Linked DNA regions of Mus musculus: regions 2, 3 and 4 are each linked to region 1. A link is a loop called in an ENCODE intact Hi-C map of the cell type or tissue named here. Cell type or tissue: gastrocnemius. All regions are shown on one strand.

Region 1 (8,000 bases):
ACCTGTAGCCTTAAACTTTGGTGTAGATAAAAATCCATCCACTACTCCTTCAAAATGCAGCTCTCCATAGTAGTGTGTCAAGGTGGGGTGTAGGTTGGGGCGGTTCCTGTCATTCTGGCTCAGTGATTCTGGAATGGGACCTGGAGATCCTGTCTCCCCCAGAAGTCCGAGTGGTTTCCACTGGGCAATGCAGGAAGCACACTCTAGAGCAGCCTTGTGCTCTAAGTTTGGAGCTTTAATCCATTAGTGCTGGGGTACCAGAACACTAGAGATTGAGTCATTTGCAAATGATATGAAAGTTCTTCTCAGAGTTCAGGAGGCTGGGAAGCCCAAGTTCAGGGCACTGATAGGTTTGGTGCCTGATGAAAGTTATTCTGCGCTTCCAAGGTTGTACATACTTACCCATGCTCCGCAAAGGGCAAACCCTGTGTCCTCTTGTGATAGAAGGCACAGAAGAATAAGACAATGTAGGGGGCGAACTCCCTGCCTCTAGCCCTTTAATAAATCCTGTCCACAGCCCCTAGCCCCCATGGTCTAATTTCTTGCTGGGTGCCTGACCTCTCAATAGTGTACCATCAGAGATTTTTAGCATGAGTTTCAGATGGACACAAATACCCAGAATACAGTTCTTGATCATTCTAGTTTCTTCATTTTTTTCAACACACTAGCAGAACTATACGAACTGAAAGTGTGCTGTTTCTTTGTTCCCTCTCAGTATCCGTGTGTCTGGGGTCAGGACGGAACATCACAGACTGGAAACCTCAAACATTAGGTCTTTACTTCCCCATCCTCCTGGGGGTCTGGCCACTCAAGGTCAAGGTGTAGACAGGGCTACTTGTCCCAAGGTTTGTCTCCTTGGAGAATCTTGAAAAGACCTTTGTTGCAGTAAATGTTATTTGGGAGTTTCTACCCTACCTTAGATCATTTGGCTTCTGAATAAAAGACAGATACCAACCCTCTTTGCTAGTTTGTCTACTTTCTTGTCAGTCACCCTGAGATATCATTTGCCATGTTCCACCTGGGCCACTCCCATTCCTCCAACGGGCCGACCCTCATGGCTGTGCACTCACAATCCACCACCCCCATGGCACCTTTCTCCTTTGGAGATTACTTTTAATGTGGCTCGACCTCCCCATACAGTCACATGACTCCCCTCCTAGTGTGTCTGTGTCCTGGTCCTCTCATCTTATAAGGATCCAGTCACCTTAATGACTTCAATCAACCTACCTCTTTAGTGACCCAAACCAACAACCCCTTTAAAGCCCCTATCTCTAAAGCAGCCTCATTCTGAGAGACTAGAAGTTATAGCTTCTAGCCAGACCTTTGGTGACGGTGTGTCACAGCTCTGTCAATTACATGCTATGACAGGACGTTCAGGAAGAGGTCTCTTCCAGGGCAGCTGAGGCCTTGGCTTTGGGATCCTGGTAAAGGTACCTCGGTCATTTCTGTCATAATATCCTAATAGCCTAAGAAACATGAACTAAAGATATTAAAAATTATAGCCATGAGTGACGTCAGGCAGCACAGAGGGCCTTGGTGGGACAGGAAGAGGAAACAGAGAGACGGCTACTTCCTTCCAGAAATGCCTGTAGACTAAGGATTGAGAGGGGCTCCAGCAGGGTTGTGGTCCCACAGCCTTACCTCTAATTCCAAGTTGTGTGCACATTGTGGCGACTTCCTGAGCTGAGTCGCTATGATTTTGAGGCTTTTTGTTTGTTTGTTTGTTTTTTGTTTGTTTGCTTTTCTATTTCACTGCAAGAAAAGTAGTTTAAAAGGATTTTGTCAATCCATAGACTTCTGGAGAATGTGGTAACACTTGGCCTCTATAATTTACCCTTCCCCAGGTCTGCTTCAGGGTAAAGCACAATGTCTCCCTCAAAGTCCACTGCCTGTGTATTAGGTACAGGGAAGTAACAGCAGCGAAACTTACCACCAATTATTGTGAACTTACTTATGTTGCCAGGCACTGTAATCAACCCATCTTATATCTTATATTACAATCTGTGTGGTCTGTGTCATTTCATGGGTAAGGATGCCTCCATTTAATATTTAACTGAAGCCATTAAGGTAGTGGCTAGGAGATGAGGCCTTAAGGAGTACACAGGTCTTAAGGGTGAGGCCCCAAAGGGTTCTACAGACCTTTTTTTCATATGCAAAGATACAGTGAGAAGCCAGCAGTGCTGGTCATCTCTGCTGCTCTTCTCCACTCTCCAGAAGCAAGAGAAAGAAGTCTCTGTTGTTAGAAGCTGCCACAAGATGCCTGGCTCAAATCCTCTCCTAGACGGAACCTTGCCCAAGGAAAGTGCGGCTAATGAGGCAGAGCAGGGATTCAAAAACCCAGTTCCCAAAGTACCCTGAGGACACCTGCTTATAGCTTGCTGACACTCGCACCCAGCACTGCAGGCAGAGTTGCCACAGCACTGCTCGGCATCTTCACTGGGTGGCTACATTCCTGAGAGTTAACTTCTGGAATTCAGCACTGCCTCCTCATGGTCTCCATTGGCCAGACTACCTATCTTAGACCCAAATAACACTGCCTTAAAGGAGAGGTATTTTATTCTTTCTCTTCTTAAGATAACATTGAAACAGTAAGTCAGAAGACAGATTCTACCAAAGTCCTTACTTTCAGATGTAGTACAGAACATCCATTATCCTTATACACAACAACGAAACCATCCGAGATTCTGGTTTCAGGGCCAGGCAGGAAGACCGACCATGTAAGCGAGGAACATGGAGTTTATGAGCTCATCCCAGGACAGAATCCAGGAAAGAGTTTGAAGGATGGTCTGCGGGGCTCTCTAATCTACCCCACGTAGACTCATCTGTGACCTGACCTAGATGCACACACCAGCTTCTTCCTGTCTAGCAAATCTGTGCTGGAGTTTCTGTCACCTTTGTTCATCAAGCAGGTTCTTATATAATTTTGTGTTTCATTTTGTGCTCTTGTTGTTCCCTGAGTTGCCCTGTAAACATTCCTATTGGAAAATTCCAATCTGTCTCAGATGAAGTAAGAGGAAAAGCCATGTGTCCACACCCAAGCCAGCCCAGCCAAGGAGAGCAGAGGGCCCTTCCAGAACTGGCTTTGTCAACGCGGCCACTGTGTGGCTCTAGCTGGAACTCATTGGGAGCCTGGGGAGGCTTTGAGGGGGTTGGACATTTGGTCTCAGAGGCTCTGGAGACTTTCATACATGGTGGCAATTGTTGTTCTATAGAACCCAGACCTTCTCTCTAAACCTCCAACATTTTTGTTCTTGTTGCTGCGTGTTTGAAATCACAATACTTACTCAGCTTCATATCTGTCTCTGACTCCTTACGACTCAGGACTTCAAAGCATAAGCAAGACTGCTCATTTCAGCATCTCCAGTGCCAAGGTAGAGAGAAACATACAATCAAAAATGAATGTGTTATTTTGTAAATAAATAGTGTGACATTGGGCTCTTAAATTTTTGTTGTTGTTTAAGCTCCAAAAGAATGTTGAGAATTATTCTTTCACAATGTGTTGCTTGGATCCAAGTAAGTGAGAAGGGATGTTGGGGGGGTGGTGCCCTACTGCCACTGAGAAATAGCCTCTCCACCAGGTGGCGCTCACCTCTTGGTTCCTGCCATTAAAAAAAAAAAAAAAAAAAAAAAAGCTGTCACTTCAAAATCACTCCAGAACAACTAGGGTGTTGACTTCCTTGAAACCCAATTTGTAAGTTCTGAGCCTGTCTTAGAGATGTGACTACTTTGTTTCCCTGGGGACAGGGACCTGGTGAGGCTAGACACCTTTGACGCTGGAGTCTGGTGAGCCTGTAGAGGGGATGTGACACACATCTTCCTAAGTGGGTCCTGGCATACGTGCTTAGGACAGTGACAAGTGTGACTGGTTTGAGTAGCTTGATCTGTTGCATATTTTGGCCTTGGCAGTAGGACTGATCAGCTTTTGTGTTCCTGCAGTGGCCCATTGACACCCTGACCTGGTCTCTGTAAACATGAGTTTTGTACTGAAGAGAGGAAATTTACAGAGGAAAGATTTTTGGTCTATGGAATTTGTGAAAAAAAAAAAAGTTAAAAAACAAAACAAACAAGAAAACTCCAGACAAGTGTCCCACATGAGCCATGAGGAGAATCCTTGAATAATCTTTTCTGTTTTTTTCCCTTCCCTTTGATTGCTTACGGGCTGGTGCACTTTCTCTTAGACTGGTGCTGTTATCAGAAATCAGTCTCCTTCAATACGATCTCCCAATGTGCCTCCACACTCGATTACAGCACACGAGGAAAACCCCAAGGATGTTAATTTGGACCATTGACAGATCTCTGGAATCTTTGGGTCACCTCAGTTCTCACCAGCTTTGAGACATCATGCAGTGGGCAGTCTCCCCACTTCCTCCTTTCATACCACAAGGCCAGGTCCTCAGAGGCTGGACACGGCTCGTTTTCTTGAGGGAGCACTTTCATTTCCTATGATGCCTACAGAGGAGACGATCCCAAAGTTCAAAATAAGCAGTTTTAAGTGGTTTGTAATATTTTCAAGTGTTGCCACTAAATGACATGAACCTGTTATGTGTCTGCAGCGCTGGACAGTAAGTGTGTACTTCCACCCAAGTTAGTCCTGCTGACAGCCCTCTTGTGCCTGTTCTGGAGAGAAAAAATGAAGATTTGAGAAGGCAGTGATTTATTACAAAGTCACGAGGCCAGTATGTCTCAGACTGGTATTAAAGCCTCTGTGACAGTCACTCTGTGTCCGTTGCTAGTTCTGGGTGCCAGGCCCTGCCCTGGATATTAGGAACACAGCAGGAAACAGCATCTACCAAAGCTTCACCCTCATGATGCTTACAGTCCAGTGGGAAGTGGGAATAGGCACGTGTGGTGTGAAATGGTGTGCCAAGAGGTTGTGAGATCTCAGGGTAAAGAAAGTAGGTAGGCGGCCACCCAGGGGCTCGAGAGGCTTGCCTGACTGGTGCTGCAGCTTCTGCTTATGAGGTGGAAGTCATTATTTCATACAGTGATGCTTGCTCCCCTCTCTAAGGTTTTACCTGCCTTGGTATAAGTTATGTAAAATCCACAGTACACAGAAAACAGTGAAGGAAAATCCCAGAGAGAACAAAATTCCACAGAAATTTTTTAGTGGCAATCTATTTATTAAGATTGTTCTGCCATTAGATGTTATTGGTAACCCTTGATCTTTGTCTGGCTTATAAACTAAGCTTGATTGCAGCCGTGTACAACAGGAGACAAAATAGCATGTGCAGGACTTAAAACTGCCTGATGTTTCAAGAGCAATTAGGGCCATTTCTGCGTGGATGAAGAATGGTAAATATATTACTATAGCTACCATGGTCCCCCATCACACTAACCTGAGTAGGGAAACATGTCTGGTCTACTGTGCTTAATAATATCAACATACAGAAGAAGGATCTTCAGTACTTGAGCATGTGGTGAGTTCTTTAGAGTTAACCAACCCAGGAGAATCCTTCTGCAACGTCCCAGTGGTTAATTCCCTTTCACAGAAGGGCTGCACTTCCTCATAGTGTTGCTCTATAGATGCGGTATAGCTTTAAACAGACGCTAGGGCTGCATTTGAATGGAGGTATGAACATGGGGATTGATTCATGCATACTTATGGAGGAAGAGCTTGAAGCAGAGGAGAAAGCCATGCAAAGGCCTGCTAGGGGTCAGGCCTGATATACCCCTGGGAAATACTGCTGTCTGCGCTGACCTCTCTCTCCAGTCTTCAGGCACGTGGCTTATGACAGCCTGCTCTGCAGGTGCTAGATCAAATCAGAGCCTGGACTCTTGTGCTACGCTCGCATACTAAATATGTTAACCCACACAACCATCTAATAATGTTTAATACTTTTTAAGGGAGGCCTTTGATTATTCTTTTGTTTTATTAGCAAAATAAAATTATTCCATAATAAACATTTAGAGTAGCTTTTATAAATATAATCATTTGATTTTTTTAAACTGTCTGATTAACAAATAAATCTTCCCAAAGACTTCCTGAAATGTGATTTAAAAGTCTTGAGGTATGATACATTTTCCTAAAATGTCAATGTAAGGTCCCTGTCCTAAATATCCAAATATTTAACTATTCAATCGTACTTTTTTTTTTTTTTAAGATTTATTTATTTATTTATTTATTATATGTAAGTACACTGTAGCTGTCTTCAGACGCACCAGAAGAGGGCATCAGATCTCATTACGGGTGGTTGTGAGCCACCATGTGGTTGCTGGGATTTGAACTTCGGACCTTCGGAAGAGCAGTCGGGTACTCTTACCCACTGAGCCATCTCACCAGCCCTCAATCGTACTTTTTAAATTGCATGTTTGATCTGACAAGCTAGCATCCCTTTCCAGCATCCTTCCCCACCAAGTCCACTTAAACATAGCAAACACAAGAAAAAGATTAAATATCCATAAGTTATTGTCTAACCCTGACACAAACATAGACACAGATAGAAACACACACACACACACACACACACACACACGCACACACGCACACACCTACACATACCTTATTTATTTTTCTTTTTACACTTAGTTCAGCATCTTTTGAGATTGCAAGTTTCTTAGTTTCTTTTCCCATTGCTGTGATTAAGTACTTTGGCAAAAGCAACCGAAGCCCGAAATTCAAGGGAAACACAAGGAGGTTGGAGCTTGAAGAGGCTGGTGTCATTTCAGCCACAAGCAGAGTGTAATGGGTTGGAGAGATGGCTCAGAGGTTAGGAGCACTGACTACTCTTCTAGAGGTCCTGAGTTCAATTCCCAGCAACCATGTGGTGGCTCACAACCATCTGTAATGGGATCTGATGCCCTCCTGGTTTGTCTGAAGACAGCTACAGTGTACTCATAGAAATAAAATAAATAAATAGATCTTAAACGTGTAAAAGCACTGCATAGGTATGATTACTCTAAAAGAGAAGAGTCCAGGTGTAACAAGGAATGATGAGACCAAAGAAAGAGCAAAACTCAGCAGGACAAAGATCAAACTCTACAGCTCAGGGTCTGCTTGTGATGGAACTGGCTGTGCTCCAAAGGGCTCCCAGTACACTCTCAGTTTGGATTCTCTCATTTCGTGTAAGCTTTCATTTTCTCAAGTTGTAAGTAGGTCCTTGCCTCCAAGGCCCCTTTCCTACTGCTCCAATGCCAAATGCTGCGTTTCTGTTTAATGGCACTAATCTCCTCCACAATTGTATCCAGGTTGTTTTCTTTACACTTCTGGTTTAAAACCTCATGCTCCTCATATACCTTTCCTCCACCAAACAAAGTAGTCCATTATCTGTAAATTCAACTGCATTCAAATTCTCAGAACGGGCAGAATGATAAAAACACCACATGAATGACTCTTACCTGTCTCCTCGTGGCATCTTGCTCCCCTTGAAACGTCATAAGCCAGGATCTTGCTGACTGTTCTTCCCTAAGATTCTTGCCTTCCAAGCTTCCATCAGAACGGCTTGACTAAGCTGTGCTTCCAGGTCTTGAGGGCTTTTCTTGACCAAAGTTACAAACTCTTCCACATTTCTCCCACAACCCAGTTCCAAAGGCCCAAGATATGGTTAGGTTTATCATATCAATGAACATATAGTTGAATTTATTTTAGCAATATCCGCACTTTTTGGTATCAGTTTCCTTTTCTTGTGCTGTGATAAAATACCTTGACAAAATAGACTTAGGGTTAAAGGGTTTATTTTATCTCATAGTATAAGGATACAGTCCATCATGGTGGAGAAATCAAAGTGGAGATTGATGTGTCAGGTCACAAAGTGGCCACAATCAGAAAGCGGAGAACATGAATGCATAGTTATGTTGAGCTCACTTTTTTCCACTTTACAGTCAAGGATCCCCTGCCTAGGTAATATAGCCACACAGAGTGGACAGGTCTTCCCACCGCAATTAGCACAATCAAGATAACCCCCCATAATCATGGCCAAAGGGCTATTTCCAAGGTGGTTCTACATCCTGTCAAGTTGACAAGAGGCAACAACCATCACAACAGGTCAACTGTTCACGAGAGA
Region 2 (8,000 bases), 610 kb after region 1:
CTGTCCTCAGTTCTGCCCCACCTTGGCTGCAGGACCAGGGTGTGGTGTGGCATGCAGGGCATGATGGCTGCCTGACTCACAGTCTGATGATCAGTTCCACCCTGACTCCCAAGGCCAGGTAGGAACATAACCCTAGGTCCCATCAAGACAGTTACCAGAGACATGGAAACAGGAGCTGCTTAAGGTACAAGAAACGTGGCAAGGGATAGAAAGGGGGAAAGATAAGAAAATCACCCTTGCTCCAGTCCACTGAGAGACTTGGGAAGAAAGGATTTTTTTTAAAAAAAGGTATACATGCCCCCAATAATCCTAGATTCTCAGGAGGCTGAGGCAGGAGGGTGGAGACTTCTCAGCCTACACAGGGAGACCCCATTTCAACAAAAGTTGAGGGCAGCAGATATAGTTCAGTTGTTTGTCTGGCATGCAGAAAGCCCTGGGTTCGATCCCTAGCACTCCATAAACTGGGTGTGGTGGTACATGCACCTGGGAGACAGAAGCAGAGGTTCAGGGCCATCCTAGCTATACAAAAAATAAAAAATAAGAAAGATACAAGGTTACATAGAACCTTTTTGGTTTTTCCTCCTGGCCTAAGAAGCTAATCACTAATCCAAAATTGTATCAACGATTCAGTTAATTAAAAAAGGTAAGTGAGACAGCACAACCCCAGACTGGGTAGAAGTGTGCCTTTCCCTAAGCTCAAAGGGCTTAAGTGTTTGTAAAATATGATTATTATCCCTGCGTGGTGGCCCATGAAGCACAGCATTTAATCCCACTGTGATTGTATCATGGTAAAGTTATAATATTTGAAAGAGCATCACTTAACTGCGTCCCCTCTACCACGTCCCTCTTCCTAACACAGGTTGGATGCTCCTACACTAAAAATCTGACATCTAAAATACTCCTAATCCCCAACATGGTTTGCTTGTTTTGACATGGCTGCAAAAAATTTTACACCCTGAAATTCTGTTTCATGGGCAAAATTGTTTTAAATATTGTGTAGAAATGACCTTCAAGTTCCACAAGCCGTATCTAAGATGTAAACAAGTCTGTATTTAGACTTAGATCTCCTCCCTCTCCAAGATATTCCATGATATATATATGCAGATATTACAGATTCATAGGTACAAAATCTACAAGCATTTTGAGTTAGAGACCTCACCTGCACTTGGCATTTGTTACTTACTCAAGGGCTGGCTGTGCTTCATGTCACACTGAGATCCTTATTGGAATATCATTAGCATTTCTAGTGCACATGCTTTTTTGAAATTGTGAGTGTGGGCAGTTATTCAGCTGTGAGCTGAAACCCAGAAGTCAGCATGATGACACCCTTCAGAAGAACAAGCAGACCTTCCAGTTCAGATGGGACTCAGAGAGACTAATTATTTTAGGCCCTCTGGTGCTGGGAGGACTTGGGGAGCAGGTAGGCAGGTCTGTGGACTTCCCTCCTTGCTGACAACAGAATTTTCTCATGACCTCATTTTGACTCATTCCCTTGAATTTTTACAATATAAACCAAGGCAGCTGGTTACTGGTCCCTGTTATAAAATGTCTCATCGTTGTATATTTACAAAAAAGCAATTGGGTGTTGAGTAAGTCCTCTAGTTCCCTGCCTTCTGCTTGAGCTAAGGTGAGGTAGACTAGAAGCTCCTTTTGTGCCTGCAATTGCAAAACACTGAAGGAGTATAGCACCTTACTCTTTCCCCACCAGTTAAATTCCCTCCTTTATAAAAGAATCCACGAAGACAATCTCTCAGCTAAAGTGCAAGTTGCTACTAGTCCTGGCTTTCTCATAGCCACTGGCAGCCATTGCATGACTCTGGGAGGGCACCCCATAACTCTGGCCTCCCTGTCAGTGTGCTTAACAACCCAGAGTAAAAGAAATATGATATCCTCTTCCTCTTTGATGCAAATCTGGAAAAATTATTAAGGGATATAATTTGAACAAATACGTTCTAAAGTCCACCTTGCCAAGATGACAAACTAGAAAAATATTTGGCCCTCGGTGATGTTTTGTACCTGCAGTGGTTGAAAGGAAACTGTGGCCACTTCCAAGCCAGGCTTGGAAGAGTCTCCATGGGAACTCTTCCCACGGGTGGTTTGTGCAGCATTTTCTTGCAAATAAACCCATGAAGAATTCCCATGAGAGTCCCAGGATAAACATGCTGCTTCCCTACTACCCACTCCACACAGAAACACCCAAGATGATTGAAGGTGTGGTCCACCGGTTTCCTCTTTCTTATGAAAGTCTTACTCTGCTCTACACTATGTTGAAAAGAAACCTTTTGAAGGAAAAACAACAGTGTTCTTACTCAATATCGCTCCTATTACTTTGATAGAACACCATGACCAAAAGCAAGCTGGGGAGGAAACCATTTATTTTGTTTATGCTTCCACATCATAGTTCATCATAAAGAGAAATCAGTATAGAACTCAAACAGGGCAGGAAAGGGAAAGCAGAAGCTAATGTAGAGGCCATTAAGGGTTGCTGCTTACTGGTTTGCTCCTCATGGCTTGCTCAGCCTGCTTTCTTATAGAATCCAGGACCAGCAGCCAAGGGATGGCACCACCCATAATGGGCTGAGCCCTCCTCCATCAGTTACTAATTAAGAAAATGCCCTACAGACTTAGCTGCAGCCTGGTCTTATGGAGATATTTTCTCAGTTGGGATTCCCTACTCTCAGATGACTTTGGCTTGTGTCAAGTTGACATAAAATTAGCCAGCCCAAACTACAAAAATTAAGGTGCCAGGAACAAGAGACATATACCAGGATATGTTTTCTACACAAATTCATGATAACCTCTTTTCCTGTGGGTGGTAGAGACTAAAGCAACGGTTCTCAACCTGTGGGTTACAACCCCTTTGGGAATCACATCTTAGATATCCAGCATATCAGATATTTATATCATAACTAATGACAGTAGCAAAATTACAGTTATAAAGTAGTAATGAAATGATTTCATGGTTGGGGGTTACTACAACATGAGGAACTGTATTAAAGGGTTGCAGTGTTAGGAAGGTTGAGAACCTCTTGGCTAGAGTGAACCTTGTCTCACCAAATTTTGTTCAGACGATTACAGGGAGCCACTTAGCCTTAGCCCACTGATGTTTACACTAGCTGGAGAGCAGCTTCCACAACTCCTACCCTAGGCCTTAGACATTAGTTAAATGGAAGGTGGGCTGGGAAAGAGAGGTTTCCATCCTTTCATAATCTCTCCCCTTGTCTTGGGCAGAAGTGACAGGAATTCTAGGATGATGTAGATGTAGCCAGTGGCTGTTTCTGTTGGGGTGGGGGGTCATCTTTTCTCTCCACTGTTATTTGGAATCTGAAAACAGGAACTCCTGTAACCTACAGTGACTTCCTTTACCCACAACAATGGGACAAGGGAAGAGAAAGGGCAGCTGCTGGTGATGCTGACAAGCTGATTCAAGGTCAGCAAAATTCCTCACAAATTTGTGGAGCCCCAGTCACAGACTGTCTGTCCTTGCCTTGTGCACCATCCTAGCTTCTTATCCACTAATTACTATTTGCCTGCTGTTCAGGTGGCTCCATTCTTTTACTATAGTCCAGATCATCTGCATCAGACTGGCCTTGAGACCTTCCCCTCTGAGCAAGTTCCCTATGTCTGTCTTCTGCTCTACTGTTGCCTTGAGACAAGATATCACACAAAGAAGGATTTGCCAACCGTCCACTGATGGATAGCATCTGTTTATAGAAATGATGCAAGTGAGTGTAGCTCAGTGCTACAGTGTGTAGTGTGTACTGATCATGTACACAACCCTGGGTTCAATCCCTAACACCCATACCCAGTAAACTATGCCTATTGGTCATGTACAGTTCTTACCATTAACCCCTAAATACAGCACCTATTTACACAGCATTTGCATTGTGTTAACATTATGAATAATGGTAAATGATGCAAACAACATGTAGGCCCCATGCATTACCATAACATTTTCTATAAGATATTTGAGCATCTGGGAGTCCTGGTAACAGCCCTCCTAGATACCAAGGAAGAAATATATATATATATATAATTCCACAAATTGCAATTCATGTTATTGTTTGTACCTGGATAGTTTTGCTAGTTCTTCACTTCTGTGCCAATGAGTACAGTATTTGCTTAACTTCACAGAAATTCAATCAAGGAAAGCTAGAAACATAAAGGAGGAAGTAAAACCTAGGAAGGGGTGTGTTCATATTTTTGTATGAGTTGATGGTTCACATTTATTTCTGATTCACACTTCGCTCCCCCTACTGAGGCTGCCCATTGGCAGTGGTCAGAGAGTTGTTACCCAAAGTAAAGCTATCGGGTGGACAGTGACAATGCCATGCTTCTAAGAAACACGGAAGCCTAACTTGGTTTGTGTGGTGAAGCCTCACTGCTATATAAACATGGGCATAGGCTGCCCTCTAGTGAACTCCCAGCGCAACAGGAAGGAGCTCTGACCAGTCAGCCTTTTAGAGGGAAATGAATGTGACACCAAGCACAAGAAGATCCCGAGAGACTTCAAAAAGAAACAAACAAAACCAAAACTGGCATGCCATTTTTCTTACAAAATTGTCTGTAATAATATTAAATCCAGGAAATCACTAATAGTGAAACATAAAGTATTTTCATAGGAAAAATAAACAAAGACATACAACTGTTTCAAATATGATTTAGCAACAGGACATGTGGGGGAAAATAAGTCACTATCTGGTGTCACCATGCGGACATCCTTGAGTCTCCAATGCATACCTAGATGCTCAACAAAAATCAGGAGGCAGGAAATAAAACCTGAGGTGCTGGGGGTGTCGCTCGTAGGCTCTCACCTTGTAGCCCAGGTTGGCCTAGACTGTCCACATTCCTTGGTCTCCCAAGTGCTGGAATTACAGGGCATGCTACCACATGAGGCAAACTTTTTTTTTTAAGTAGAAATGCTTCATGATAGTATGAACCATATACCCACAAACAGAATCATTTAGTATCCTAGAGTATCGAGTATTACACATTGTTCTATTTGCTGTCCTTTAATATAACTGGCAGTGCAGTAGGTCTGTCTATACCAGCACCACTACAATCATGTAGAAATGGGTTGTGCTGTGATCTCTGTGACAGCCACAGCTATAAAATCCTCAGAGATGTTTCACTATAATCCTACAAGGCCACTGCTATATATACAGTTTGCCACTAGACGGGACTGGATTCTCTATTACATATGTATATAAACATACTCGAAATCATATACATATGCCTATAAATTAAATGGGCTATAAATCAAACATATTTCAGCCAATATTGTTATTAATGTGATATATTACTTTGTTATTGTTCACTTGGTGTCATGTGAGACTTGCCTGAGGCTTAGCGGCTTCACACACTTCCTACATGGGGGGCTGGCTGTATTCTGCTTTCTTGCATGGCAACTCTAATGGGCAGAGGCAAGAGAAAGCAAAACCCAGAGAAATACAATCTTATCAAAAGTCTCAATCAAACAGGTCCCTGATACACCCCTCCCATCCTGTGACTTACCGAAGGGGCCAGATTTACCAGAAATTCTGAATGGCTGTTTTGGTATTATTCACCCGACAAATGGGCCAAATCTCATAGCTCTCTGACCCATGCCTGTGGGTGAGCTGGCCTTTTTACCTAGGAAGTCATTGTGATCTATGGCCATCCAGTATTTATTACATGCAAACTGTGAGACAGCTGATATTCCAGGAAATAATCCTTGCCCCTGACAGGTGCATGGAAGAGCAATACCAAAAGGCTCATCATGAGCAAATGTTGACAGAAAGATGCCAATGTCTTTCAAAGGTGGTGCAGGATACTACTTGGGAAGACTGGTACCTGGACAGCACTAAGAGCAAGCATATCCCTCCTCAGTGCACCCCTTGTTGGACCAGCACTATGACTTCCTAGGTGGCTCTTTTTAGCACTCAATTGTTTTTTGTTTTGTTTTGTTTTTTAATTGTCTTATACAAAGTACTGAGGACATGAAAGTGTGGGGAAGAGGTTCCTTAGCCAAGCCTGGTCATATTTAACAAATGACTTAAGTTCTATGGCTTATGGTATCTATAGGTCAGTGACCTGGGCAATGCTTACCTGGATCCTTGCTCCAAGCCACAGTGCCCTGAGGCAGGATTTACCTACAGGCTCAGCGGTCATTGGTAGGATCCAGTCCTTCATGAGTTAACTGGGGCCACCTCATTTCCTGCTATGTGTACCCCAACAACACAACAGTTTGTTTTATTACACTCAGAGTCTCTCTACCCTGTTTGTGGAAGAGACATCTCGTTAACTCTGCAGTGCTTTATGGGCACGGATTTATTAGAAATTATTTCTTCCAGCCCACATATAAGGCAAAGGTTAAGAATACTGGAAGGTGGAAATTATCTTAAAATTCTGACATAAAGTCAAGTAATGCCCAAGGGCCAGTTGACCAAGTCTTGGCCAGTTGCTGAGAAAATACCAGAGACTACAGATTGAGCAAGATTTGGTCTTGCCCTTGAGCACCTCTAGAGCACAGACACACACAGACATATACCATGAGGATACCGTCTGCCAGAGGGAGGACTCGGAGAGGTCTGGACCTGCTCCATAGCTTGCTTAGCCTGGATTCTGCAGAGTCCAAGGAAGCCAACAGGAGCCACATGAACTGCCTGGCAGGCAGTGAGAGCACCAAGTCATGTCTCCTACATTAACCCAGGAGTAGTCTGAGGGCCTTGCCCTTATAAGAACTACTGAGAGGACCATGAGCAGCCATGGTGATGTGGAAAGGATGTACAGTCTCTGGGAGCTTGCAAAGAAGAGGTGAGGCTGGCAGCTGCCTCACTCTGACTGTGGGGTAATGGGGATCTGTAAGGACAGGCCTCGAATCCAAAGCTGGAAGAGTTTGAGAGTTAATAGCTTGAGTGCCATGTATGTGATATAGAATTCATCCATTTAGATTTCCAGTTCCTCACCCATCAATTATAGACCACTTATACCCTCATGCCCCTTTGCAGTTTCACCCTCCTAGCCCCAGGCAATCACTGCCCTGCTTTCTGTCTCTCTAGATCAGATCTTCAGACATTTCATGTGAATGGAATTGTACAACAATTTTCATGGTGTAACATGTCAGTGTCTCATGCCTTGAAAGGCTAAGCAATATTCCATTATATCTGGATATGCCACATTTTATTTATCACTCAACAGCCGATAGACATTTGGATTGTTCCCAGTGCTATAAGGCATAAACATTTGCTTGTAAATGTTTGTCTGTGCATATGGTTTTACTTGTTTTGTACATGGAATTGCTAGCTATATAAAAAATTGTTTCCTTTCAAGAGAATGTCTACCTGTTTTCCATCCTGCTCCCAGGAGGCTATTGGAGAACTCCAGCCCCTCTAGGATCTCACCAACATGTTGTTCTGTCTTTACTCCAGGCTTTCTCAAAGGTGTTTTGAAGCCAAGTTGAGTTCAATAGGACATATCCTTTGTCAGAGGCAGGCTTTGGAAGCATCTGCCCCTGGCTGTGTGGCTTCTACTTCTGAATTATGTCTTCTGAAGGGTTTTTTAAAAACCTATTAATTTTGATTAAGTCTAGCTGGTCAGCTTCTGTGCTGTGGCTGCATTTGTAAGAAATCCCAGGTGACCCAAAGTCACAACAATCTTCCCTGATGTTTTCTGGGACTCAGTTTATTTTGTGCCTTATGAAGGGGGCTCTGCCTTCATTCGTTTGCACTCAAACTACCCTGCTGCACCAACACTGCTTGTTGTACAGCTGCCCTTTGCCCCATGGTGTGTGTCTTTGTTGAAATCCACTTACCATAGGTGGAAAGACCTGGTTGTTCCTGAAGTCCACATCCCTGTATATTCTCCCTGATGTTCTTACAGGTAGGCAGGCTACTGTATTCCTCCTTCTGAAGATAAAACCACCTCAATCTGTCCCTTGGGCCTGGGGACTGGGGACCAGGCAGTTTTCTGGCCCATTACCTGAACACTATGGTCTCACCCCAACACTGTACCTCTTTCTT
Region 3 (8,000 bases), 70 kb before region 1:
GTATGGGTTTGATTGCTGTGAAGAGACACCATGACCATACCAGCTCTTATAAAGGAAAACATTTAATTGGGCTTGGCTTACTGTTTCAGAAGCTTAGTCCATTATCATGATGGCAGGAAGCACGAGAGTATGTAGGTAGATATGGTGCTGGAGGAGCCAAGGTTTCTACATCTTGATCCTAAGGAAGCAGATCTTGAGCATACATACATATATACATATATATATCTCCTTAAAGACCACCATCACAGTGACACACTTCCTGCAACAAGGCCACCACCTACTCCAACAAGGCTACATCTCCTAATAGTGCCACTCCCTGTGGCCAAGCACCTATTTAAACCCATGAGTCTGTGTGGATCATATTCAAACCACCATAGTAGGAAAGATTTATTTGGATCAGTCTCATAGATTTCGAACACTATCTTGGCTCCTTGATTCTGGGTGTGTAGTGAGGCAGAATGTTAAGGCAGAGAGAGTGTACTAGAATTAAACAATTTATCTCACTATATCAGAAGTAGGGAAGAAAGGGGGTCGGAAGAGACAGACAAGGAGTAGGCAAGAACAAGATGCCATCCTCAGGGATCAACTTCCATTACCTAGGCCGGGCTCATTAAGTTTCTCTTTCCTCCAATGAGCCCATCTAACTGTGAACCCTTCAGTAGATTAATCATTTGATGAAGTGAGAGTGCTCAGGATCCAGTTAGTACCCCCAGATTCCCAGGTAGCAACCACACCCTTTGCACATGGTTTTTGGGGAGACATTTTAGCAGCCAGTATATCTATTTGTATGTTTGTTTCTGTTTTACTACACTACAAATGATTTTGTGATTAGACTACGTTTCTTCTATCATTTTGTGCCTAGGTTTTGGCAATACGGAACACAGCAGTAGGTAATCATAAAATATGTTGGGGGAAATCATGGAAGAAGTTAAGAGCCTTGATTATTGTGATGTCATTGAAAACATGGAGGTCAAAAGTTCACCTTACCACACATACAAAACCCCCAAAAGAATTAAAAACAATCAATTTAAGGAGAAGGAAGGCTCTTTCTGTTCCCAGCACATCCATGGCTTATGGTCCCAAAAAAACACTTGAAGTGTGTAGCTGCTCCAAAACATTGGATAAGTTGGCTGACGTGTTTGCTCCTCATCCATCCACTGGTCCTCACAGGCTGAGGGAATGCCTGCCTCTCATCATTTTCCTAAGGAACAGAGTATGTATGCCCTGACTGGAGATGAAGTAAAAAAAGATTTGCATGCAGCTATTCATTAAGATTGATTGGAAAGTCAGGACCGATATAACCTACCCTGCTGGTTTTATGGATGTCATCAGCATTGACAAGACCAGAGAGAACTTCCGTCTGATCTATGACACCAAGGGCCGCTTTGCTGTTCATCATATTACACCCAAGGAGGCCAAGTACAAGTTGTGCAAAGTGAGAAAGATCTTTGTGGGCACAAAAGGAATCTCAAACTGGTGACCCATGATGCTCGTACTATTCGGTACCCTGATCCCCTCATCAAGGTGAACGACACCATTCAGATTGATTTGGAGACAGGCAAAGTAACTGACTTCATCAAGTTCGACACGGGGAACCTGTGTATGGTGACTGGAGGTGCTAAATTGGGAAGAATTGGTGTAATCACCAACAAAGAGAGACATCCCAGCTCTTTTTGTGGTTCATGTGAAAGATGCCAATGGCAACAGCTTTGCCACTTGTCCTTCCAACATTTTTGTTATTGGCAAGGGCAACAAACCATGGATCTCCCTTCCCTGAGGAAAAGGAATCCGCCTCACCATTGTTGAAGAGAGAGGCAAGAGGCTAGCGGCCAAACAGAGCAGTGAGTAAAATGGTCTCTAGGAGACATGCTGGAAAAGTGTTTACACAAGCCTTTCTAGGCAACATGCTAGATCAAACAGCATGATGAAACTGAAGAAAGAGAGAGAGAGAGAGAGAGAGAGAAGCCGGCATGTAGGTACTGACATCAGTTGAGGCAACAGACTCAGCATCCAAGAAGTCTTTTTTGTGTTTATCTTATCTCAGGAAGGTTTTTGTTTTTGTTTTTAACTTGTGGTACATACCTGCTATTCTTCATAAATTTTGTTGAGAACTGATTAGACCTGCTCATTCCAAACATCAGGTTACTTGGCCTTCCCTAAGAGAGATTATGGGCACAGCCAACAGACTAACTAGGAAATCCCTCAAACATTCACTTTAACTATTTGTTCCATTTCGACTTCAAAAAGGCAAAACAGCCTGGCGGTGGTGGTGCACGCCTTTAATCCCAGCACTTGGGAGGCAGAGGCAGAGGCAGGCAGATTTCTGAGTTTGAGGCCAGCCTGGTCTACAAAGTGAGTTCCAGGACAGCCAGGGCCATACAGAGAAACCCTGTCTCAAAAACAAAACAAAACAAAACAAAACAAAAACAACAAAAAAGGCAAAACAAACGATTGAGCTGCAGTTTTAGATACTATTATCAATTTCTACCTTTCTGTGTATAAATTGGCTAGATAATGTAATTTAATATAATATATAATAATGTGATAGGTATAAATCTATGTGCTACAAAGATTTTTTTTAATTTCTACTTTATGCACATGAGTGTTTACTTGCATGTATGCCTGTGTGCTATGCTTATTGAATACTGATGAAGACCAGAAGAGGGTGTTGGAGACCCCAGAAATGGGGCTGTAGATGGTTGTGAACTGCCATGGGTGTGCTAGGAACCCGACCTGGGTCCTCTGCAAAAGCAGCAAATGCTCTTAACTGCTGACCCACGTCACCAGCCCCCTGCAAAGATTATTTTGTAGAGCGATTACTCATTTAAGTAAATATCAAATATCAGTAAGGTTTGCAGCTCAGTTCTACAAACGCTCGTTGTAACCCTCATATCTCTTAAGTGCATTGTTCTAAAACATCTACATGTAAAGCTAAGAACAGTTAGAGTACGTTGTCTATGGCAACTGAGCTTGCAATTGCTGGCAATTACTGGAGCTTTGGTGTATCTACATACATCTTCCAGCAGAGGGCAGTAAAGGACCAGTGTGATGTTATCTCGTAATCTCAGCACCCATTGGCCTATCTTGTAAAATTGGAAATATTCAAAAGAAGGGGGAGAGATGGTACACAGTTACAGTTTCCTTCATTCCTAGGTTGCCCTATATGGTCTAATGTGGGTTTTATTATTCCCTGAGGACTGAACTATCTGAGAGCCTGTTGGTTAAATGTTTGATCTTGAATCAGCAGTAAGTGTTTGAGTTCTGGAAGTTTGCTTTAAAGGCAGAAGGCTGTGGAAAGATGACTTGTGTCTTCTGAGCCTGTCATTCTTGGATAGAGACTTTTTACTTTAAGAAGTCTCTACTTGGAAGCTGGTAAAGCATAGAATAGGCCATTACTCTGTGGCAACTTGTATTCTTGTATTTTTTTTTTAACAAAGTCATGTACATTTATATACTGACTAATTTGTTTATGTTCATCCTAAAGCTAATTAAATAAATACATGTGAATATATTATTAATATTACTTTCTCAAATGGCATCTCAATTCATTTAAATGAATAAGTAAAATAATAATATTGAAGGGTTTTTCACCTCTTTTGGGGGGGGGTTGGTTGTTTTTGGTTTTTTTTCAAGACAGAATCTCACTATGTAGTTTTGGCTAGCCTCAGACTCATAGAGATCCTCTTGCCTCTGTCTCCCAAATGCTGGGAGTAAAAGCATTCACCACTATGTCTGAATTTGTTTCACTTTCTTTTAATCCTCACAAATTGGTAGTGGTAATTGGCATCTCTGTTGATGGTTGCTAATTTGCCTTTGTTAAGTTTTCTTACTGTTACCTTTGCCTGTATAGCTCTATTGACAAGATTCTCTTTTTGAATCTGCCATGGCTGTATTTTTACTCGCTGAGTATTTTGACACAAAGAGTGGTAATTAATCAGTATCTTATTTTCTCCAACTTGAAAAGTAGATGCTTAATATGGCCAGATTTCTTTTTTTTAAATCTTTTCCTTTTAATTAACCTGTATTTTAAGAAAAATTTAATCTGAGATTGTTATTAGCTGTGATTTGAGCTTTTTAAAGACATACTTCAAGTTATACACAGAGGTAGAGATCCATAACCTTAGGGTTGGGACAAATTCTTATCAACAATCCACATGGGCCTTTGTTGACACCCTCATATTAACAATCCATGCAGGCCTGTGCTTGCCTTTCACATATTTAATGATGCTGGTTGAGGATCCCTGAAACTGCTCCCCCATTCAACAGGCCCAACCTCTCTTCAGTCTTTGGAACTTAACACAGGCTTCATGCCTCCTTCCTTCCTTTCTTTCTTTCTTTCTTTCTTTCTTTCTTTCTTTCTTTCTTCCTTCCTTCCTTCCTTCCTTCTCTTTCTTTCTTTCTTTCTTTCTTTCTCTCTTTTTCTTTTCTACCATTATTCCTTTGACTCAAAGAATGAATTTTTCATCTCTGTTTCCTAAAAATATTATTGTTTTAAATCTTTTTTATTTTAGTTCTTTTTAAGACGAATCATTCTATATATAATCTTTCAAGACGGTGTGAATCTTTGGATACCGTGCTATTCTGTGAATTTGCCAGAATTTATTTTTCATTCTTCCTCTAATAAGCATTTAAATAATCTCTTATCTTCCATAAGTATGCATAGATAGTTCTAAATATTTTGCAGAAGTGTTGGTACCAATGTAAACTCTCCTGGAAAGGATAAGAGATTCTGTGATCAGCACCACTGTACCATATGACCAATCTGGTCAATAAAGCTATTCAGGCAAAGGGATCAATAAGAGAGCCAGGCAGTGGTGGCACACGCCTTTAATCCCAGCACTCAGGAGGCAGAGGCAGGCAGATTTCTGAGTTCGAGGCTGGCCTGGTCTGCAGAGTGAGTTCCATGACAGCCAGAGCTACACAGAGAAACCCTGTCTCAAAAAAAAAAAAAGAGGAATCAATAAGAAAGCTTAACAAACACAAATGAGCAATGATCAGGAGAGATATTTTCATTTCAAAGAGGGTCAAAAAATTATCTGATTTTGTCTCTGCTGACTTTTTTTGACACTAGCAAGGATTAGATTTTCTCCATATGTTTATTCTCGTCTTGCAATGACCATTCATACTTTTCGCCTATTTATTGCTCTTTTTTTGTCTGTTCTTTATTAATTTGGAATTCTTTGACTATTGATATTGTCAGTTATATGAATTCTAAATGTGTTTTTATTTGTAAAAAAATCACACAAATATATTTTGATATTTGATATTACAACAAAGTTTGTAATTTTAACATTTATGATGGCTATAATTGAGTGTTGAAGCTCAAACCTATAATCCTAGCACTTTGGAAACCTGAGCTCAAAGCCAGTTTGAGCTACACTGTAAGTTCCAGACCAAGTGGGCTACAGTGTGAGATGCTCTCTCAAAAGAAAAAACAAAACAAAACAATAAAAATGGTTAATCTTGATTGTCAATTTGATTGGATTGAGGCACACCCAAGAGAGTACTGAAGCACACTTTCTGGCTGGATCCAAAAGTATCTCTATGGGTCACTAGAATCATGAGGGCTCTGATCTAAGCAATGTTTAATCTAGTAATAGGTTCAAAGTTAGGGGAGTCTGCTGTTTCCAGCTGCCAGTACATAAGCAGCCTCTCCCATAGAGATGCACTCCCATGACATTCTGCAAGGAAGCCAGAGAGCCACAGAGCAGATACTCTGAAATCTGGGAACCATAATAAATCCTGTCTCTTTTGAAGCCATTTACTTCATTTGTGACAGCTTTGTAGACCACATTTCTCATAAATTCACCAGGCTTATTCCTATTTCAGAATCCACTGTGCTTTCTGATCCTCAGCCCTCTTTTGCACCATGGTTCACCTCTCTGGCACTCAGGTTTAGCTCAAGAACTCATTTTCAGGAATCATCCAGTCTGAAGTCTCCTCAGACTCTTGATTTACAAGCATCCCTGCCTGTCCCGGTCTCCGCAGTCTCCGGCCTGCGGCATCATGAACGACATAGACACCAAGTCGGGTTCACGCAGCAAATTTACTTCGGGCTTTTTCTTTTACAGCTCTCTTCCCCAGCAGTTTCTTCTTAGGGCAAGGGCTAAACTACTCCTATTATAACAGCTTCTCTTACTCTACTTCTACTCACGGCAAGGGCTAAAACTACTCTTATTCTACTTCTGGCTTCTACCTAGGGCAAGGGCTAAACAACAACTCACTACTAGAGCTGACTCACCTCTTTCTAGCTCCACCCCTCCTCATCCAATCAGAATTCACACACGCTCCAGGCACGTGCTCAGGTCGTTCACAGATAGCAAGGCAGTAAACAAGTGGGTTTCACCGGGCCTGCTGACGCACCCCCCCCCACCCCCCCACCCCCCACCCCCCACCCCCCCCCCCCCCGCTTCCCGCACCTGCCCTGTTTCATTTCCCTTTCACTACTTAAGCCTCTACAGTATATAACTTCTTCCATTTTAGTTAAGTTTTCAGGTTAGTATCCAAAAGAATGAGTCTTATGAATCCATTTTCATACTTCTATCATTATCCTTCTGTCCTTCCATCATGACCTCACCTTCCCTACTGTTGTGTTTTATAGAAGAGAGAGAGAGAGAGAGAGAGAGAGAGAGAGAGAGAGAGAGAAGAAAAAAAAAGGGAAAAAGAAAAGAGAAAAAAGAAAAAAAGAGGAGGCCAGGATATGTTTCACAGAGAGTTGGGTATGGTGAGGTGGGAGGAGTGGCCCAGCAAGCCCAGCTGAGGCATCCCTTTCCCCTGAGGTATCAGCCATATGATGGATATAGTATGGAATAGAGTTTATTTAGTGTGTGGGAAGATAGTAGAGATAGGGGAGAGGAGAGGCTGGCCAGGAACATGTAGTGAGACAGGGGTGAGTGAGAAGAGGTCAGATTGAATAAGAGGGCAAGGAAGGGGCAAACAGCCCCTTTTATAATAAGCCAGGACTACCTGGCTGTTGTCAAGTAACTGTGGGGCAGTGCCTAGAAGGAATTCTAACCTGTGAAATTCTATTTTATTTTAATCATTGGCCACCAAATTAGATATGAGTGGTAAAACATCAGGGATTTTTGTTGGCAGCTGTTTCCCTAACATCTGACAGTATTCAGCATGATAGACATATAATAAATATTTGTTTTATTAATCTCAGCATTGTGAGCCCATAATTTAGCTTCTTTGACAAAAGAAGCTTTAGTTTTTTAAAGTGGATTTATCCAAATATTAATTGTTTTCAGTTATATTTAAACCAAAAAAGATTTATGTCCACTGTAGTGCTACCCCTGTTTCAACCATAAGACATATTTACATTAAACCCTTAATTTAGGACTTAAATGTATCCAACAGACAGAGACTGAATCTACACACGGAATAATTCTCCTTATGAACATTTTAGGGCCAACAAGATGCCTCAGCAGATAAAGGGGCTTGCCTCATAAGCCTGATGGCTTGAGTTTTATCACCAGATCCCACAGTAGAAGGGAAGAATCAACTCCTGAGAGTTAACTCTGACTTCTTTACATGTGCCATGGCAGGAATGTTCCTCCACCCCCCCCCCCCAATAATAATGGTAATAGTAATAATTTTAAAAGAAAACTTTAGGCATTTGATTTGTTTCCACAGTTGTTAACAAACTTTGTTTTTTTTTTTGGGGGGGGGGGGTGTCGTTTCAAGACAGGGTTTCTCTGTGTATCCTTGGCTGTCCTGGAACTCACTCTGTAGACCAGGCTGGCCTTGAACTCAGAAACGCACCGTGGTGGTGGCGGCAGTGGCGCATGCCTTTGATCCCAGCACTTGGGAGGCAGAGGCAGGTGGATTTCTGAGTACAAACATTTAATTTAATAGAATTAAAGAATCTTGCCTGCACCAAAGAAAAAGGCTGTGTCTTAGTGGGATGTTTCTTTCCGGTTTTGGAAAGGAATCCCTGCCAGCAACTCTTTGTCATGGTGACGCTGTGTTCTCGGTCAGAAGGTAGGATCTGGTTTCCT
Region 4 (8,000 bases), 67 kb after region 1:
GACTAGCACAGAAGAGGAACAGAGAATGTAAGAGTCAGAGGAAGGATGAAGTTTTATAAAATGCTGTTCTCTAAGCCCAATAGCCATTCCTATACTAATCAGAAAAATGTGATTACCTGCAAGTCACCCTCAAGACTGGATCTGATTACATTATCTGATGGAAGGGTCACTATACCCTTGTCTGAGATTCCAGCCACCTCTCCCTCTTGAAATCCCTACTGAGCTGCATATAACTATGTCATAGCTGCATGAGATTTCTGGAGGTGCTAGAGTATATTGAGATGAAAGGTTACCTGAAGGGGAGACAACTTCAGAGAAGCCTTCATCTACATTGGGACTTTTATTGGTGATACAGTTGTTTGGGAATCACTGATGCTTTATAAATAACCCATTACCTATACCCCTGCATGTACGCCTGACAAATTTATTGTCACCAAACTAGTCTTGGGCAGGGTTACTAGTTTGGTGTGTTGCTGGTACCTCATCTGGGGAAAGTTAGCACAGCATAAATGATGCAGTAAATTTATTTTTTAGGCAAATAATATGTTAAATGTCATATATTTAATAAATACCTGTTATCTCCATGTTCACATCTTTCCTTAAAAACTGCCTTCATAATGTCCCAGGCATATAGAATTTGGATACAGTATCCACACTGATGACTGACTCCTAACTTCTTTACACACTCTAAGCTCCTGTGACTTACCATAGACATGCCCACATTTCATGATCCTATGTATAATCATCTCTTGGTGCTTGACTAAGACAATGAACTATGCAGGTGTGGTACCATGTATAGTAAGCCCATCACAGAGTGATACATATCAGAAAATAGCTCTTATGCAAGGCATCCAGTGTCATCAGATTTATAGAGATAGAAAGTTCAGCTGTGGTGTCTAGGGCCTGTGGCAGGGAAGGAATGGACTGAGAGCATTATTAGATACTGGGGTTCAGTTTAGGAAGATGAAAAACCTGTGGAGATGGGTGATTGACAGCTGTTCAACTGTGTGACTGTGCTTAGTGTTACCAAAGCATTTCCTTTAAAAAATAGGTCTTAGATGTCAACTGATGGATGGATACAGGAAATGGGACATCTGTATAGATCAGTGAACGGATATAACACATTCATATAGCATAGATGAGCCTGGGGGACATGAAGGTGAGTGAAATAAGCCAGGTACAGAGCTACAGTCACTTCATGCTCTCACTCATACATGTATACCAAAAACGTGATCACAGGAAAGCAGAGTCTTAGAGGGGCTGGAAGGAGCTGTGGAGAGAGGGTGGATAACGTACATACTGCAGAAATTTAGCTCTGTAGGAAAAACAATGTCCAGTGTCCTGTAGCACACAAGGTGACCAAGTGGACATGACTTAATGGAATGTCTTAAAGTCACCAGTAAAGAGCACTTCAATTTTCCCCAGCACATGGAACTGATAGGTATATAAGGCAAGGAATCATTACACACTGTCTATAGTTGAGTGTGTACAACCTTTGGCTTGAGGATAGTTATATGGTCTGCATAAAATTATATACTTATTTGAAAGGGTTTTTTTTTTTTTGCAGTTGTTTCCTTTGTAACTTGACAAGTGTCACCTTTGTAAAAGACAACTTTGTATCCTAGTGTCAAAAGGTTGGACATGTCTGCACATATATTGAAGTACTACATCATGCCTCATAAATATGTGTCAATTAAACATAACTTTTCCATTCATGAAACTCTATCTCATGTAGGCCAGGCTGGCCTTGAACTTATCATTTCATCAACAAGGACCTCGAACTCTTGTTCTTCTGCTTCCACTTTCCAAGTCCTGAGATTACAGTTGTACACTACCACACCTGGCTGAAAGAAAAAATTGTTTTACAAAGTGAGCAAGATTGAAAACAAAGGGGCATGAAGTACAAACACAAATGATCTTGTCTTAAAGGAGATTTTGCTTGACACGTGTCAGACGCTGTCAGGAGCTACCCTTGTGTGCACACAGCACTCTCGCAACTGCAGTAGGCTTTACCAACAATGCACAGCCAAACAAGTTATAAGCAGAGGGACGGTGAGTGCCATGAATATTTGCCTTGATGACAAATAAAAACAAAAGACTTACTTGTAACCTGCAGCTTCTCAGTTAAAAACGAGCATAGCTGGGCATGTGGATGTAGTTGGTAGAGCACATATCTGGCCTTGGGTTCAATCTCCAGCATCACACAAAGCTGGGTGCAGTAGCAAACACTTAGACAATTGGCACCCAAAGTCGTGCTCAGTTATACAGTGCGGTTGAGCTCTTCCTGGACTACAGAGATCCTGTCTCAACAAACAGATGAAGCTTGCTTCCCTGAGAGGATATGGTGTAGCTTCCAGAGAAGCAGATGACATGGGCAGACAACACTTGAAGCTTACAGGGTTCATTGATCACTTGAAGAGGGACCTGGAGTTCTCCATGAAAATGAGCAATTATCTGACTTGGATAGGCTTCTGGGCGGAGGAGCACGTCCATATTTAGACATACAGATGCTGAAAAATATCAGAATTCAATGATCAGAACATTTAATATGTAACTATTATCTACAGGAGAGACAGAGAGACAGAGACAGAGAGAGAACAGTTAGATATAGACAACCCAGGCCTGACCGATTTTCTTTTTTAAAACAAGCAAACAAAAAACTAGCTAATATTCCTAAGTCAAGGCAAGCCCAGGTCCCAAGGAGACATGTAGTTGCAACTGTCATACCTGTGGAATTATGGGAGATCTGTTCTGACAGCAGATGCAGCTGTGGATCCAAGCCCCAGAAATACCTAAGGGTGGTATCCCATGGTGATGCATGTGCTTAGACTGCATATGTTTTGAGTTGTAGATTTTCATATCACACCAGCGTGCCTCTAAGAGCCATGAATGCCAAATTCAAACACAATCTTATATCATTACACTAAACCACCCATGTTATTTCTGAAACATGAACACACCTTTTAGCAATGTATTTGTTTGCTTATGATATTGTACTCTTTACTTGAATATAAAATGCCCCCCCCCACCCCGCTGTGCTTTCATTAGCTGGTATCTGGCTGGTGGAGCTTTTGGGGAGGGGATAAAAACTCTAAGAGGTCCCAGTCGGAGGAAATGTGTCACTGGGAAAAACTTCTGAAGGCTATTCCTGATCCCTGGTCCCTTTATAAATTATGTGTATATATGTATGTGTGCCTGTGTGTGGTTATGTACATGTAAGTGCCGCTGGGAGCCAGAAGGGGGCATCAGAGCCCCTGGGGCTCACAGTTGTGAGCCACTGAGATGAGACTGAAAATTGAGCTAGGGTCTTCTGCAAGAGAAAAATATGTTTTTAACTGCTGAGCCACCTCTACAACCCCCTCTTCATCTTTCCTTTCTACAAGACATTGATACTTTATTTTGAAAATTATTTTAAATTATGTATATGGGTGTTTTACCTGAATGTGTGTGTGTATGTGTGTGTGGTCCCCACAGAGGCTATAAAAGGGCATCTGATCCCCTGGAGCGTGAACTACAGAGGGTTGTGAGCCCCTTGGTATGTACTGAGAATCCAGACCCAGTCCCTCTGTAAGAGCTGCCCGTGCTCTTGGCCACTGAACCATCTCTCTAGCCTTAAGCCGCTGAATATTTTAGTTTCAAATCTCTGTATCCAGACTCTTGGTTAAAGTACCTATTAATGATTTTGCCTGAAGACAGGGGCTTCAAACTGCAGCGGGACAGACACAGGAAAACCTAACCCTGATCATGGTGTGCTGTCTACTTCATAATAATCTTAAAACACTCATCTGGGTTTATATCCAAGAAAACCTTTCCCTAGAGCGCATAGTCTATGTGTGCTAAGAGTCAGAAGTCACAAAGCCTGCCTCGGGCACAGTGAGTGTCCAGCATGTCACATGAACTTACTAGGGTCTGATCTGGGAGCTAAACGTGCAGCTGAATCAAACCAGATGGCGTGAGTTCGTTCTTTCAGGACCATGCAACGCGGTCCAATCTGCAGGAAGAGAGCAGAGTGGGACTTATTTTGATTACACTTGGCTCCCACATTTTCGACTCCAGACATTTTCGGAACAGGGTAATGAGCCCCGGAGTCCAGCGATACTGCTGATATGATTCACGGCTCCTCAGGAGGAAAGGAGCAGGAAGCAGAGGAGCTGGCTGCTGTGTGGTGAGGTCATCCCTTTGGCATGCTGCGCTAGTCCTGGAGAAAGACAAGGAGAGACAGAAGCTATTTGGCTTCTTGGCTGGCTCTCAAATCTTAGCTCTGAGGGCCAGGAAAGGGTGAAGAGTCGGTATGTGGCCACTGTTGCCAAGGACGCAAGAAGAAACGAAAGAAGGAACAAAACCCTTCATTTAAAATGCCAGTGGAAAAAAAAGGCTCAAGACAAATACCAAGACACACAATGTGCTTTTATTAAAGCAGTTTTTAAAAATGAGTTTTGGAAAACAGCCTCCTAGTGGTTATAAAGGTCCTCCTGACTAGAGGACACTTGAGAATTTGGCCACATGGATACAAACACTCATGGATTGTTTGGTTTTTGCTCCTGCCCATCAGACAGGAGCTCCTGTGCCTGGGCTGACCACCTGTTCCTAGTCCTTGGCTTCTAGCTCATAGGTACTAGGGTTACAGGTGAGTGCCATCTTACCCAGACTTTCAGTCTGCTTCTTAGTGAGTGGAAAACTATGTATGCTTATCAAAGAAAGAGGATGATGGGGAAGACGAGGATAACAGGGAAGATGCTCTGTTACATGATCCAGCGGCAGATATTTTTGTTTGCTTCATTTGGTGTTTGCTTGTTTGTTTAGCCAGACTTGCTGTGCCACTCAACTGGAATCTAAACTTGGAATTTTCCTGCCTCAGTTTACAAACTGCTGGGATCACAGGCATGCACCACCACACCCAGCTTTGGTGGGGATATTTTTAGATGACAAGACGTGAGGAGGCTCACGCCTCACCCAAAGTCAGCCAACGAAGGTTGACATTAGAATGAAAGGCCAGCGTCAAGGGGGACTACGCACTAAGTACACAACTGATGTTACCAAACAGCATCAGCATTAGCAAATAAACAGGCCCAAAGCAGGGACAGTTAGAGTAATTATTAACTCTTGGATCTAGCTGAAGGGCCCATATGCAGCAGTAGCAAGTCCAACTGGCTTTTATGAAGCCTATTCTATTGGAACACAGCCTTTATGCTACAGCGGAGCTGAGAAGCCAAGACCCAGAGTCTGTAGAGGTCAAATGTTTTGCTGTGTTTTCAAAACAAAACAAAACAAAACAACACCATTGCCTGATCCCTGGTTGAAAGCAAGCAATATACCAGAGGAAGTCTCAGGGTGTTGTCCCCCCTCCCCACTGACAGAGCCTTCAGTCCACCCACAGGGCAACAACCATCTTCCTGTCCTGTCCCCCTCCTACCTCCCCCCTCCAGCTGCATATGAGCCTGATGGATGAAGGTCTAGTTGAATAGAGCAGAGGTCACTCATTGCCTCTGTTCTCAGCTTCCTGACAGGTCTCACAGCTGGGCTGTGTTTAAAGGTCCTCCAGATCTGTATGTGCCTCGGGCTAACACTTCCCTAACCAGCAGCTCTGTTACAGTGCAAGGCAAAGAGAGCTCACTACTGCATGCTTTCTCAACCACAGACCGGGAGCTCTATGAATGTGATTTTAATTACCACAGGTAATGTCTTCCGGATTGCTAAGCCATTGAGCACATGAGCTTCTCCTGTTCCTGATACAGATCACTCAGAACTGCAGCCCAGCTGGGTGGGACCACACATGAGGGTTTCTGCGCAGCTTGGCCCCACTTCAGACCAATTATTCTTTTAACATTTATTCTACATTTATTAGGTGGGAAGAATCAGATTTTACTGTGAGAAACTCTGTACAAAGCTTTCTTTCCAGCTTGCTTTGAATACAGCACAGCATTTACACGTACTATGTTTGGAGTTGATTGTCATATTCAACTTTTCCAGGGCTTGAAACTGGGCTACCAGTGGAGAGCTGCACACACAAAGAAGTTAAGTAACCAGTGCTTATTCAAAGTAGATTTCAAAAATATTTTCTCTTGGCTTTCACCAACTCCAAAACATTTCCTGGAGCCCTCAGTGTCTCTGGTGTTTTCTCTTCTGCAGTTCTTCAGATACTACTTGGATCTAAATGGAATACTTGAAAATGTACAATAAAAGAAGCCACCCAGGCCCAAGACACTCATCCACACGGTATACTCAGTGGCCATGGAGTCTCTGCAGCACGATCCCTTAGATGTGAGAGAGTCAAGACTCCTCTTTCCATGCCTCTCCCTTGGGAAAGGCAACCATGTTCAGGGAGTCTTGCCTCCTTTCCCACTTAAGAATATCAACAACTCTGGTGCATATATGATGGGCTTATATTTTACCATTTATTCAGAGTCACACACACAGTGTTGAATTAACAGACACCTGGGTTATGATTAGTTCCAATAAGAGTAAGCAGAGATGTGAGCTCTTGCTTAGACAAGAGTTTGGACCTCATTATGTAGCTTAGCATCCTTACATACTTCCCCCATGTAGTTAGCATCTATACAGCCCTAGGGGATAGATGGCCTGGAAACAACCATCATCATAGCAGTGCCACCTTCACAGGGAATGCAGGACCAAAGGAGAGGGTTGTCTGTGTCTTGTTCACTCACTGTTGCACTACAGCTCCCAAGAAACTAGAGCAATAAGTAGGTGCTCAATTAACACCTGCACGTAAATGAATCCCGTGAAAGCAAACTAAAGGCTAGATTCTCTGTCACTTTATTTAATCCTGGTAAGAACCAAGAGTGAAGTACTGTTATATATGTTCAAAGGGTGAGAAAACACCAAGTTCTGATGGCAGCTGACTCACTCAAATACAGAGAAAAAAACTAAGTTCAACCAGGCCAATTTCACCCAAAGACTTGCCCTTTGGCCACAGAGCTATGTGGCTGGTGCCATTAGGGAAGCAATCCTGGCATTCTGACTACTCAGGTACAGAGAGAAACCATCAAATTATTCCCAAAATATTAATTACCATGGAGAGCAGGTTCAAGGCTGTTTATAGGGCAATGGGAGGTGTAATTTCCTTCTACAGATGAAGACTTTCCAGCAGTCTTAGCATGGCCATGACAATGAAGGGTGGCTTTGTGGGACATGCTTGACCAGTAGAGGTGGGCATGGGCTGGTACTACATAAATTTGTCCACAGGCAAGCTCTATTCCTCTTGATCTGCATAGTAAGGTGCTGGTTTTGTTTGTTTGTCTTTGTTTTTTGGCCAGTATCTCTGTGAGCAAAGAGGATGAGCTTCACCCTGGACAGGGGTGCTACAGTGAGTCTGTGTGTATGGTGTGTGTGTGTGTGTGTGTGTGTGTGTGTGTGTGCGCACACACACACTCTATGCTCACACACATACATGAGAGGACACGCCAGCCCCAGGACAGCAGTCAGTGCTGGCCACCTCAATGCGGTGCAACTGTAAGCATTATTGGTGCTCTGATGCCGACTCCTAGGGTGGGCTGGGTGGAGACTGGTTAAAGATGAAGTCTTAGGCCCTGCGCCCAAGGCATGGCAAACCAGGGACACCTGCTCCTTTGTGAGTTCCCCTGGCTGTTCTTATACCACTGAACGCTGCGAGCCAAGGTCAGGCGGATAGGGTAAAGATGGGGCTGGTGTTCACCGTTCACTTTTCAGGTTGTTGAGGGGCGTGTCCTTCAAGGGGATGTAGCACTCCAGCCCTGTCTCTTGTTCATTTCTTGGCCATGATATAAATGGCTTTGTCTCTCTGCATGTTGCCTGCCATGACCTGTTCCATCACCCAAGACCCCAAACAGCGGGCCAACCAACCACAGACTGCCAGCTGGAATATAGACCTTTCTCTTCAAATTGGTCATCTCGGGTATTTGTTGTAATGGTAGAAAACTGCTTAACTCAGTCTCTCACTTATACTGTGACTACTGCCACTCAGCAAACACCAGCTATGGTATCCTCTCCTGCCCTGGCCCTCC

The links. Peaks named below come from ENCODE experiments on the same cell type or tissue, not always from the same donor. Only the 100,000 strongest peaks of a DNase experiment are listed, where the experiment ranks them.
Region 2: it touches region 1 in a loop (5-fold over the local background); 12 of 42 quality-filtered maps call a loop at or near these places.
Region 3: it touches region 1 in a loop (2.9-fold over the local background); 13 of 42 quality-filtered maps call a loop at or near these places.
Region 4: a loop joins it to region 1, with 2.2 times the contacts of the local background. A loop is called at or near these places in 5 of 42 quality-filtered maps.

The regions. Positions count from the first base shown.
Region 1 is chr13:34,789,639-34,797,638 of GRCm38, reverse strand. No RefSeq gene overlaps it. Among named protein-coding and RNA genes, the nearest start is that of Fam50b, 59 kb to the right of the region's middle. In gastrocnemius, a CTCF peak has its summit at 3,550 (motif pointing right); a DNase peak (open chromatin) is centred at 3,575; H3K4me3 peaks cover 601 bases; H3K27ac peaks cover 3,350 bases.
Region 2 is chr13:34,184,079-34,192,078 of GRCm38, reverse strand. The region is part of intron 9 of Slc22a23 (solute carrier family 22, member 23); the gene reads left to right. Among named protein-coding and RNA genes, the nearest start is that of Gm52037, 9.8 kb to the left of the region's middle. In gastrocnemius, a CTCF peak has its summit at 4,417 (motif pointing left); a DNase peak (open chromatin) is centred at 4,401; H3K4me3 peaks cover 255 bases; H3K27ac peaks cover 1,932 bases.
Region 3 is chr13:34,859,644-34,867,643 of GRCm38, reverse strand. It overlaps the pseudogene Gm8231. Among named protein-coding and RNA genes, the nearest start is that of Gm36839, 12 kb to the left of the region's middle. In gastrocnemius, a CTCF peak has its summit at 3,024 (motif pointing right); a DNase peak (open chromatin) is centred at 3,016.
Region 4 is chr13:34,722,511-34,730,510 of GRCm38, reverse strand. No RefSeq gene overlaps it. Among named protein-coding and RNA genes, the nearest start is that of Fam50b, 8.3 kb to the left of the region's middle. In gastrocnemius, CTCF peaks have their summits at 3,216 (motif pointing right) and 4,458; a DNase peak (open chromatin) is centred at 4,184; H3K4me3 peaks cover 1,221 bases; H3K27ac peaks cover 2,385 bases.